Linked DNA regions of Homo sapiens: region 1 is linked to region 2. The links are chromatin contacts, found by Hi-C in ENCODE. All regions are on one chromosome and are shown on one strand. The core of a region is the stretch at or near the end of the contact, and the rest is flanking DNA. Distances in the headings are between cores, read along the strand shown. Region 1 has its middle 110 kb from the start of SPATA8. Region 2 has its middle 82 kb from the start of LINC02852.

What was found. Hi-C counts contacts between places; a loop is a spot of excess contacts on that map. Pooled maps may share reads with other maps.
Region 1: a map of endothelial cell of umbilical vein shows a loop between it and region 2 (12-fold over the local background). The contact joins two enhancer-like sites. A Hi-C loop is called at or near these places in 5 of 168 maps with a recorded cell type or tissue (A673, GM12878, MCF 10A and 2 more), 1 of 37 single-sample maps with no recorded cell type and 17 of 50 pooled maps.

The regions. Positions count from the first base shown.
Region 1 is chr15:96,891,314-96,896,182 of GRCh38, forward strand. No RefSeq gene overlaps it. Among named protein-coding and RNA genes, the nearest start is that of SPATA8, 110 kb to the left of the region's middle. Within about 2 kb of position 2,143, at least 2 of the 41 ENCODE cell types and tissues checked have a DNase peak (open chromatin) inside an H3K27ac peak, as active enhancers do.
Region 2 is chr15:94,668,463-94,673,255 of GRCh38, forward strand. No RefSeq gene overlaps it. Among named protein-coding and RNA genes, the nearest start is that of LINC02852, 82 kb to the left of the region's middle. Within about 2 kb of position 3,474, at least 5 of the 41 ENCODE cell types and tissues checked have a DNase peak (open chromatin) inside an H3K27ac peak, as active enhancers do.

The DNA of each region.
Region 1 (4,869 bases), core at 893-3,392, 2.2 Mb after region 2:
ATGTTGTATCCCCTAGTTTTTCCATCAAAAGACCAACCACCAAGCTTGTTGAAAGAGAAAGGTCATTGTCCCTCCCTGGCTATAAAACTATTTTTGCAACTCCTAACAAATGAAATGAGAATACCTTTCAGCTGTAGAAGGAACCTATCTCCCGCTCCTTCGAAGTCCCCCTGTTTGGCTTTGTTATTTTCTAATAACGCACTCATGTGTAAGCTAATAACGTGAACAGAGGGAAAATGAAGAGACTTAAAAAAAAAAAAAAAAAGGAAAAAAGCAGAATGAATTAGGGCAATTGAGGTCGCTCTGTTTCATTTTTGCTGGAAGGATTTTAGCCCTAGTTTTTACCTTATCGCTTATTACACAATTTACGATAAAATGAGATGTGATTCCATTCTTATTGTTGTGCTATAGTCTATTGAACATGCATATATAGAATTCATTTCAGATTTAAACACTATCTTAATTATAAACTGAATAAAATGGACAACCTATCAGGTTTTCTAAATTGCATTCTAACAAATAGTTTCATTTTTTATCACATTTCTACTGTTGACATATTGGGTATAATAATGTTCAGGGAATATTCCCTTTTAATGCAGTGTCTTAATTGTGCCAAAGTATTTCCCATGTGACAACTAATAGTTTATTTCTGACTTACAAGTTTGAGAACTTTAACCGTATGTCATGCCTTGCAATATTTTTCATGATGATCTGCTTAAATAACACTATCAGGAATTTTTTTTTGTTTTAAAATCACCTACAAATGATATATATTTTGCATATTGAAAAGACATCATAAGTATATTACATGTAACTTTCTATTTTCTTTAATAAATAATGTGATTGCTTGTATTTAGGATTCATTTACAGACACTTTTCCAACAAAAGACTTACGTACATTAAGTTGAAAATATTGAAAGAAATATCTCAATTGTGATTAAAAATGAAATACCCAGTTAATGGAATATAGAATGCAATTTTTAAAGAAAAACATATGTGCCAGAACCTGAAAAGTTAAGTCTTATTTTTATATTTACTCACTACAAACTGTGAACGTTGCTTTAAATGAAAAATACGTACCTGATTAAACATATAGTTTTAAAGTAGTCCTAAATATAGTATATTTAAAGTAATCCTTCAAAGTAATTCTGAGTTAATAGCATGGGTCCTAATCCTCAGAATGTAATGCTATGTATTCTTTAAAAACGCTGATTTGTATTCATATGATATTTTAAAATGTAAAAGAATAATCATGCTGAGAAAAATCTGACATTGGAAACTGAAGACAACATATAATTTTGTAATTAAAGGTAAATTTTTCATATGTGCAGCATTTGTTGAAGAATTTCTAACTTAAAAATCACTTAAATTTAATTTTACATGTCAAATACATAACTATTTCACTGACACAGGGGAAAGAATTTAATTAGCACTTTAATGTTAATTGTTTATTAATGTGTTAAGCTTATCAAACTGCCTCATTTAACTTAATAGATATTGCTATACTTTCGTATATTATTCTAATAAAGTATACAATTTGGATTTTTTTCCCTTCTTTTTCAAGTTCCCATGCAACACCTACACGTAAACCTGGCCAACTGGTCTGTTAGAACAGAGCGGGGTGTTTCCTGAAGTTTGAACCTAAACTATTAAATAAAACAGTTATCCTGCAAGACCCAAGAGCTATTACTGCCTACTAATGTCGTCTTGCAGATACTTTTTTTGAACAGTACACAAGAAAGTTGATTCATTTCTCTCTCTCTTTGACTATAAGTAGGGGGTTGTCCAACACACACACACACACACACACACACACACACACACACACACACAATTTTTAGTCATTTTTTTCAATTTAAATGATTTGCTATCACAGTTACTCCATCTTTTATCTCTAAAATAGTTTCAACCCTGTTAATGTGTGCATGTACTTTTTTCTTATCAGCCTCTCAGCAGCATTTGTGATTCATAGCAGCCATCAAAGTGATAATAAACTCATTCACAATACTAACAAACACGGGGCTCCCAGTTATTTACGAGGCAAATTCACTGCAAGGCTGGGCTGTGGAACGGGAGAATCAAGATGGTGTTGATTGATAAATTGACAGGTTAATTTACAAGTGGATAATAGGAGTTAGACCCAGAGGGAAAGAAGGAAGGTCTGAATTCTAGCTTGGTTGCACTGCCATCTGTCTTATGCCCAGAAAGCTGCAGGACTGCTGGCTGGCAGGATCAAATACATACACATTCTTCATAACTTAAAGACAAAGACCTCCATTTACTGCTTTTTGATGGGTTTGTTGCCTTGGTTCTTCACACAATTGACCCTCAATATGTCACAAACAGTGCCACGTCTCAGTGTTTTTTATAAGTGCCACTTAGAACATGACTTAGAATAAGTTATTCTGTCAGTTTCACAAAAACAATGAACAAAATTGCTTTCAAGACTATATTTCACAAATATTAATTGTCATTGGATTGTTGAAGAGTGAATGCATTCTTTCAGATTTCCAAAGCCTCTGAGATGTCCTTGTTCTAGGATGTACATCGCCCCCCACCACCCCCACAAAAAACACACATATACCTTTTCTTTTTCATCCTTGGTATTTAGATGCTATCGGTCTAGCTATTTACAAGATAGGGTAAAGCAAATTGTATGAATCTCATGTTAAACATTTGCATCACTGTTTTTCCTAGAGTTTTATTGTTGTAAATTTGAACATATTTCATAATTTTAAACAATAAGTTTACAAAGTTCTTTTCAAAATGGAGTACTAGTGCATTTGTTTATGTTTCATTTCCAGTGAAATATTTTATTGTACAGGCCAGCCATTTTTATTTTAGTTTTGTAGGAACAGGCCATTAAAAATCTTTTAGGTCTTGTGTAACAGGGACATATTATCATAAGTTCTCAGGAAATTGCCTCGATTGGGCTAGTGCCACTGTGAGTTAGATGGCAAATTTGCAACTACTGTCACTTTGGGAGAAAACCTAGTCTTTGGTCTTTTAAAATTGGTTGGTTAGCAGCAGTGGCTATGCTGGGGGCCTCCAAAATTGCCGGGCTGTGGTTCTTACTTGCCAGCACTTATAATTCTGAAAGTCGCCGGTCTCAACCCAAACCTTTTCTCCCCATATCGCTACATTGTAGGCGAACACCCTTCTCAGATTCCAAATCCATTTAATGCTTAGTTCATGTTAAAACTTGGTAGGTTTGAACAAATACTGAGGAGTTCAACACATTTTCAAAGGAAATTGAAAAAGGCACAAAAGAGCATGTCTGCTCAGCTTCTGCAATTCATTACGAAATGCCAACACTAATACTATTTTTAAACAGATTGCTCCTATTAATCAAGGTATTAAAATAAACTATTAAAATTATGCCTCTAGTTGAGTAACATGAGAAAGCCCATGGAAAATATCTGGTCAAGAATGAATGTCAGAAAAATAAAAACAAATAACTTTGCATGCATGGAATTTTATGGTGTCACAAGGTTAAAAATGTCCCCTTAAAGGGTAAATATCCTTTGAAAAGAAAATGCATTTATGTGTGAATGGGAGGTTGAATGGCCTTTACTGCTTTGTTTAAACATAGACAATCATCTTTGTAATTTTTTTTGGCAAGTTGTATATTTTTCAAAAGAGACTCATAAAAGATCGCATGTTTAAGATTGCTAATTTTTCTTGATGTGGTGACTTTTTTATTAAAAGGGAGTCTTTTCTTCAGTAAAGTGTTTAAGTAGTTTTTAAATTTCACAATCTACAGATTGAAAACCTAAATTCTTTCCTCAGACTGTGAAGCAAGGCATTTTCTTTCTGAGGACTACTTAAACTTTGCATTATATATTTTCTATTTAAAGTCTCAGTGACAACAAGTGTTATGCAAAATAGGAAAATAATTGATAAGACAGCTTATAGAAATGTATGCTTTTATACATATTTATATAGGGAATGTAATAGAAGAAAAATATGCTCAAAATTTAGTTTAATACTTATCTCCTGTCTCTAAATTCCAATTGTAAAACTGTTAGATTCATAGAGGCATAATTTCTAATATATTATACTTTTTAACTTAAAATATGTTAACTTCCTAGAGATTTGTTTTTAGTGAATAATTCTCAAACCTCATGACTCCACTAAGATGTAGCAGAACTCGTTTTCATCAGAAGCATGTTGACATGGAAGAGAATAAAGGCCCAATGCAAGAATGGGCAGTCATTGATAATTTTATTTGTTTAAAATTGTGAATTATTTTTAGTAAGTGGACTTCTCTCCCGTGCACAATTAAGAAGAGGCTTTGTCTTTTTTTCTCCTCAGGTACTAAAATAAATTCTGAAGCCAAGATAACAACAACAACAACAACAAAGATATCAGATCTAATATCCCACCCAATTTCTGAGTTAAGCCAGTGACAGGTATATTTCGAAGCAAGACTATTTAGACACATTGATTTTTGTTGTCACTTTCTTCTTATTTCATATGTCACATCAAGGCTTGGAAATCGGATGAATGTAAGAAGGGTCCGCTGATCACTGTTCCTCAGGAGGAATTTTCAAAGTCAGCTAGCTGTGCTTGATGAAAGTGGTCCTGCATAGAGCTCCACTCTGCCTGCAGGGAAGTTTAGGCAAACTACACTTTACCACTTCACTCCTATTACTAGGATTCTTGGTTGTCAAGGAGGCATCTATTTAACTGAAGTCTGGTAAATCTCAAAAGTAAAGTATTAGGGAGGAAAAAAAGCTTAAATCATCTTTTTTCCTCTTACTTCAAAGTCCTTTTAAATGAACATGCAACTCCAATTCTGGTAAACAAATTTTATGAAGTAAGTCGTGCAGGTAATGCGTTCTTCAATTGTATGCTTCCAGGATAACA
Region 2 (4,793 bases), core at 2,224-4,723:
TATACATGAGTAAACTGAGGTAAAGGAGAAGTAGTTCTCTTGTGATCACAAAACGGCAGAGCTCTGTAAGAAGTTGACCCTTAGTGCAGTGCTCTTCTATTAATGCAATCAGGTGCCTGAGCAGGATTGGCCAAACCTGACCTTGGGGGCCCATTCTGGGTTGCCTGGACAACAAGCTAGCCAGAAACAGCAGCTCTTACTCTTAGCAGGAAAGGGCTCTTCCTCACACAGGGGACTGCAATACCTTACTACCTGAGTTCTCCAGGTGTGCACAGCCAGCATTCCCTGACAACTGCAAAGTGCAGGCCCCTAAGAGCCTGATGCCTGAGGATGACCAGCCCACCCCATCCTCCTCAAGGCTCTTCTTACCCTTGCCCTGTCAAAAGAGACCTACATGGGCTGAGCACCAGGTGGCTCACACCCGTAATCCCAACACTTTGGGAGGCCAAGGCGGGCGGATCACTTGAAGTCAGGAGTTCGAGACCAGCCTGGGCAACGTGATGAAACACTGTCTCTACTAAAAAACAACAACAACAACAATTAGCTGGGCATGGTGGTGGGCACCTGTAATCCCAGCTATGCGGGAAGCTGAGGCAGGAGAATCACTTGAACCCAGGAGGCGGAGGTTGCAGTAAGCTGAGATGGCACCATTGCATTCCAGCCTGGGTGACAGAGCAAGACTCAGTCTTAAAAAAAAAAAAAAAAAAAAGAAAGAAAGAAAGAAAGGAGACCTACATGAGGCAGGATGGAGGGCAGAGCTGTGGAGGATGGAATGGTCACTGGAACACAGAATCCCACTGCAAGTCCTACAGCTTCTCTAGGGGACACCTAGAAAACCGGGGGGGGCCTTGCTTTCTTTTTGCTACGCTTGGCCTGATGTAAGCTTTGCCCAGTTACATGTATTCTTAGCCCACTTTGTGTGATCTTTTGAAATGTGTTCCCAACCCTGACACCTGACAGGTGGAGATCCATCTGAGACCTACCTGGCAAGGCACACACTTAACCTCTGACCTTTAATTTTCTAATTGCAGACTAGAATTTTATCTGCTTCTAACTACTTAATAGGTTTCCAGAGAAAAATCGACGTGTGCTTTACTTATGGGCGAGGTCCTTGAAATTAAAGCATTTTATAATTCGGAGCATTCGGGTTTTGTGCCTTCATACAAGAAGCTCACTTGGCGAAAAAGTATCACCTCATTCTCTTGCTAATTCTGGGCTTATCGCACATTCAGTGTTCCATAAAGCTTGACTTGAAAGCTTTCATTTCAAACCCAATTCATATGAATTAGTGTACTACTCAAAATGTCAGGCTGCTAATAGGACATACATAGCAACTGGAAATTGAAATAAGTGCATTTTAATAGAGCTCAGAATTAGGATTTCCTCTATCTGTTTGACGTAGTATCACAATTATAATTGAACATAATTTTTTTTTCTGTTGGCATTTAATGATCCTCTATCTAGAATTATCAATCATCCCGAATTCATTATACCATTTTTCAGCGGTAAAATGGAAAAAAAGAAAGAAATTCAAAGCTTTTTAATTATGGTATGAACATGGAAAATCATGTCACCTAATACAGATTAAGGGAGAAAATGGATGGATCTAAGATTACTCAATTGATCATTCTATCGAGTAACCAGTGAGATCCCATGTAATTATGGCATTACATAATAGTTATTTTCATTATGTTTAATTTTATATGAGAAAAGTTTTATGTTACCTTTTAATCTCTAAAATATAGTCTAGTTAATTATTGACAATTATTACTTTTTGAGCTTTTGATAAAAGTGAATTTCTTCTCCAACCCAAATGCAATATTTATGAATGCTTGGCTGCCCTTAATATCAGTTTTTCAAAAAGTTGTGGACATTTTAAAGTAATTACTGCTCTTCACTTTAGCTTTAGTTGAACACCTGGGTCTGACTTGAGGGCTCCAAACATAAAATAAAATAGTACAAAAGTCAGAACTGCTGTCAAAAAACAATTAGAAAGCATTGTATTCTGGGCCATGAGGAAGTTAGATTATTCAGTTTCTAATTCCTGTCAGGCACAGATTCTAATATGAATGTGGACATTTCCTTATTATCGTAGATTTCCTAGACATAACCCTATTGTCAGTGATAGAATTCTTCCAGGCTGTTCCTATTTCTGTTTATAACCAGAAGAGGGCAGTCAGGTTCCATGATTCAGAGATAATTGCCACTGCCTCAGAAAGTAAGATTTCCAATAAATCTCAATGATTGGAATTACGTTTTCCTTTAATAGTATTAAAGGGCGTTTATAATTACCTGAAGAGTTTTCTGCTTTTATTAAAAACCTTACAACCTTGGTGAGATGGACACTTTCTTCAAAAGAGATGAAATGAAGGTATATATTTATTTGGATTATTTCTCCCTTGAACATGTTATTTCTGTTCCTATCAGCCTTCTTCAACATTTAGCTGGCACATGAGGGAGGGAGAAAATCTTATCATGTAGATAGTCCTCCTAATTTATAACTTTGTGGCATTTTATAAGTAAAAAGATATCTATTGTACAAGGCAAAGAACATTCATCAGCACTTCAGTTTCAAATCAAGAAGAGAGAGAGAATTAGAAAAAAAAAAGATTCACAGCAATTGAAAAACAGATATCTGCCAGAGGAACTTAAAATTCCAAAACACTTCTAGCAACACTTACTTACCATGAGAAAAAAATAATTACACTTCTAAAATAAAACTTTGAGTAAAACAATGTTAGAAGAATGTGATGTATTTTTTTCCTCCTGAGATCTCTTCTATAAGCAGTTGAAAGAAAATAAACATAAAGCTGAACACAAAATACAACAAACATTTCTGCTACCTTTTTCTCTTCTTTATTAGTAATAAAACCAGAGACTAGAAACCCCCTAATTTACTGAAAATAGAAAAACAGATATATCGGAATGAAAGCTTGAGTATTCAAAAAATAAATTATTTTTAAAGGGCCAGCCTTAATTTTAACATATAAGAAAAAGTTAATTTCAGGACGTAATTTCAATAAAACGATAGCCACAAGAGTTAACCATAATTCAGGCTACTTATTCTTGTTTGTATTTGAAATGTTCCCTCTGTGTTAATAGTGCTTCTAATGCTATTTCTAGGTGATTGTGCAGGGAATCAGTACTGTCTGATGCGGACAAATATGTGTATACTTGTGTTTATATGTAAACTATATATATATACGTATGTGTCATATGGCTGTGTACATTTCTATCAGCTACCTGCCTACAAAATAGCTCTCTCATGGTTATGGAATTCACCAGCCCCGCATGCACTCCTCTTGAGGCCTGTGGATTAACCAGGAATCCAGGTGATTTTCTATTTGATCCATGCCTCCAGCCCCTGGCCCACCGTTCCTGTAGATGCTGCCTCCAGAAAGAGCTGCCTCTGAAAGTGACCTTGCTCAGCAAATGCCTATTGGCTTACACAGAAGTAGCAATGCCTTTCCCAGAAGAGGCGCTGCAACTGGTGCTGCTGTAAAGATGGGTATGGGATCTGGGGTGGGAGGGAAGAGAGAGGAGGGAAGCAGCTTGCCAAGTCGCTTGGGCTACTTATAAACAAACTCAGCCATTGTTTCCCAAACCCTTTACAGTGGAGAGGGGAGCTGGACACACACTGTGTCCTGGACTCTATTTATGTTCTGTGCTTGGGGAGAGCTGCTTTTAAGAGACTGATTCGGTTTGGAAGATGATTTCCATCAGCTACTTTTAAAAGATACGTGCTATTTCAGCACAAAGCTGAAGCCCCTGTTAGAGCTGCACTAGGGATTAGGAAACGGCGTGTATTTTAATGCCTTATGAATAGGAGTAGCTGATAAAAGAGGCTCTTGTTACCACTGCTACATTTAAATGTGAAAAGCAGCTGCTTCTAGGGAGGAGGGGGTAGGGGAGAGGAGAAGAGATATATTATTTTCATAGGGATTTAATTTTCAGACTACACTGAAACCATAGAATACCAATGGCCATTCTCTTATCGGCAGCTCTCTAATCGTACTGAGATCTGTAAGATTGTGGAGAGGGAAGGAGAGGGACTGGGAGGCAGAGAAAGGGATTGTGTGTAGCGATGAGGCTGGCCGTTTTCATCTGCGTGTATGTTTTGAACCTCAGATCAAAACGCACGCGTGGTGTTTTCTTCTTCTCTTAGGAGCATTAACCCTTTAAACTTTCAAAATGCCAGCCAGTTAAAGAGTTTGATGCAACTATGCTGTCTTCAGAGCATGCAATTTTTCGATGGGCCCTGAGAATAAGATGACCACTGAGACCTCATTACAGAATATGGACCAGGTGTACGCGCCTGTGGCCAGGTCGGGGCAGGGGGCATGAAAGAGGGTCTCTTCCAACATTTCAGAGACAAGGATTTCAGGTAGAATCCAGGACGTATTATGAATCCAACAGAGAAAGGCTCTTTCTGCAAATCTTATGACCACCGGAAGCTGATGATATAAATAAGACCTAGGATTATTAAACAAACTAGCAGGTATTTGCCAAATACTATCAGTATTTGAAGAAATACGACTAAAGAATATAGATATTTTGAATGAATGAATCAATCTGGGCACCATTATTTTTCTCTCCATATTATCACTTAATAGCCTGGTTTTGTTTATTCTCATGTTGGACTTATTGAAACTGATCGCTAGTGAATTTTCTGTGTGTTTGACCCCTGACCTGCCCATGAGGTTTCTAAAGTACTTCTTAAAAAACCTAGGGTTTTGCTCCAAGACATTGTGAAGACATCTTTCTGATAAGAATTAGTTGCCTTTGGCCGGGCG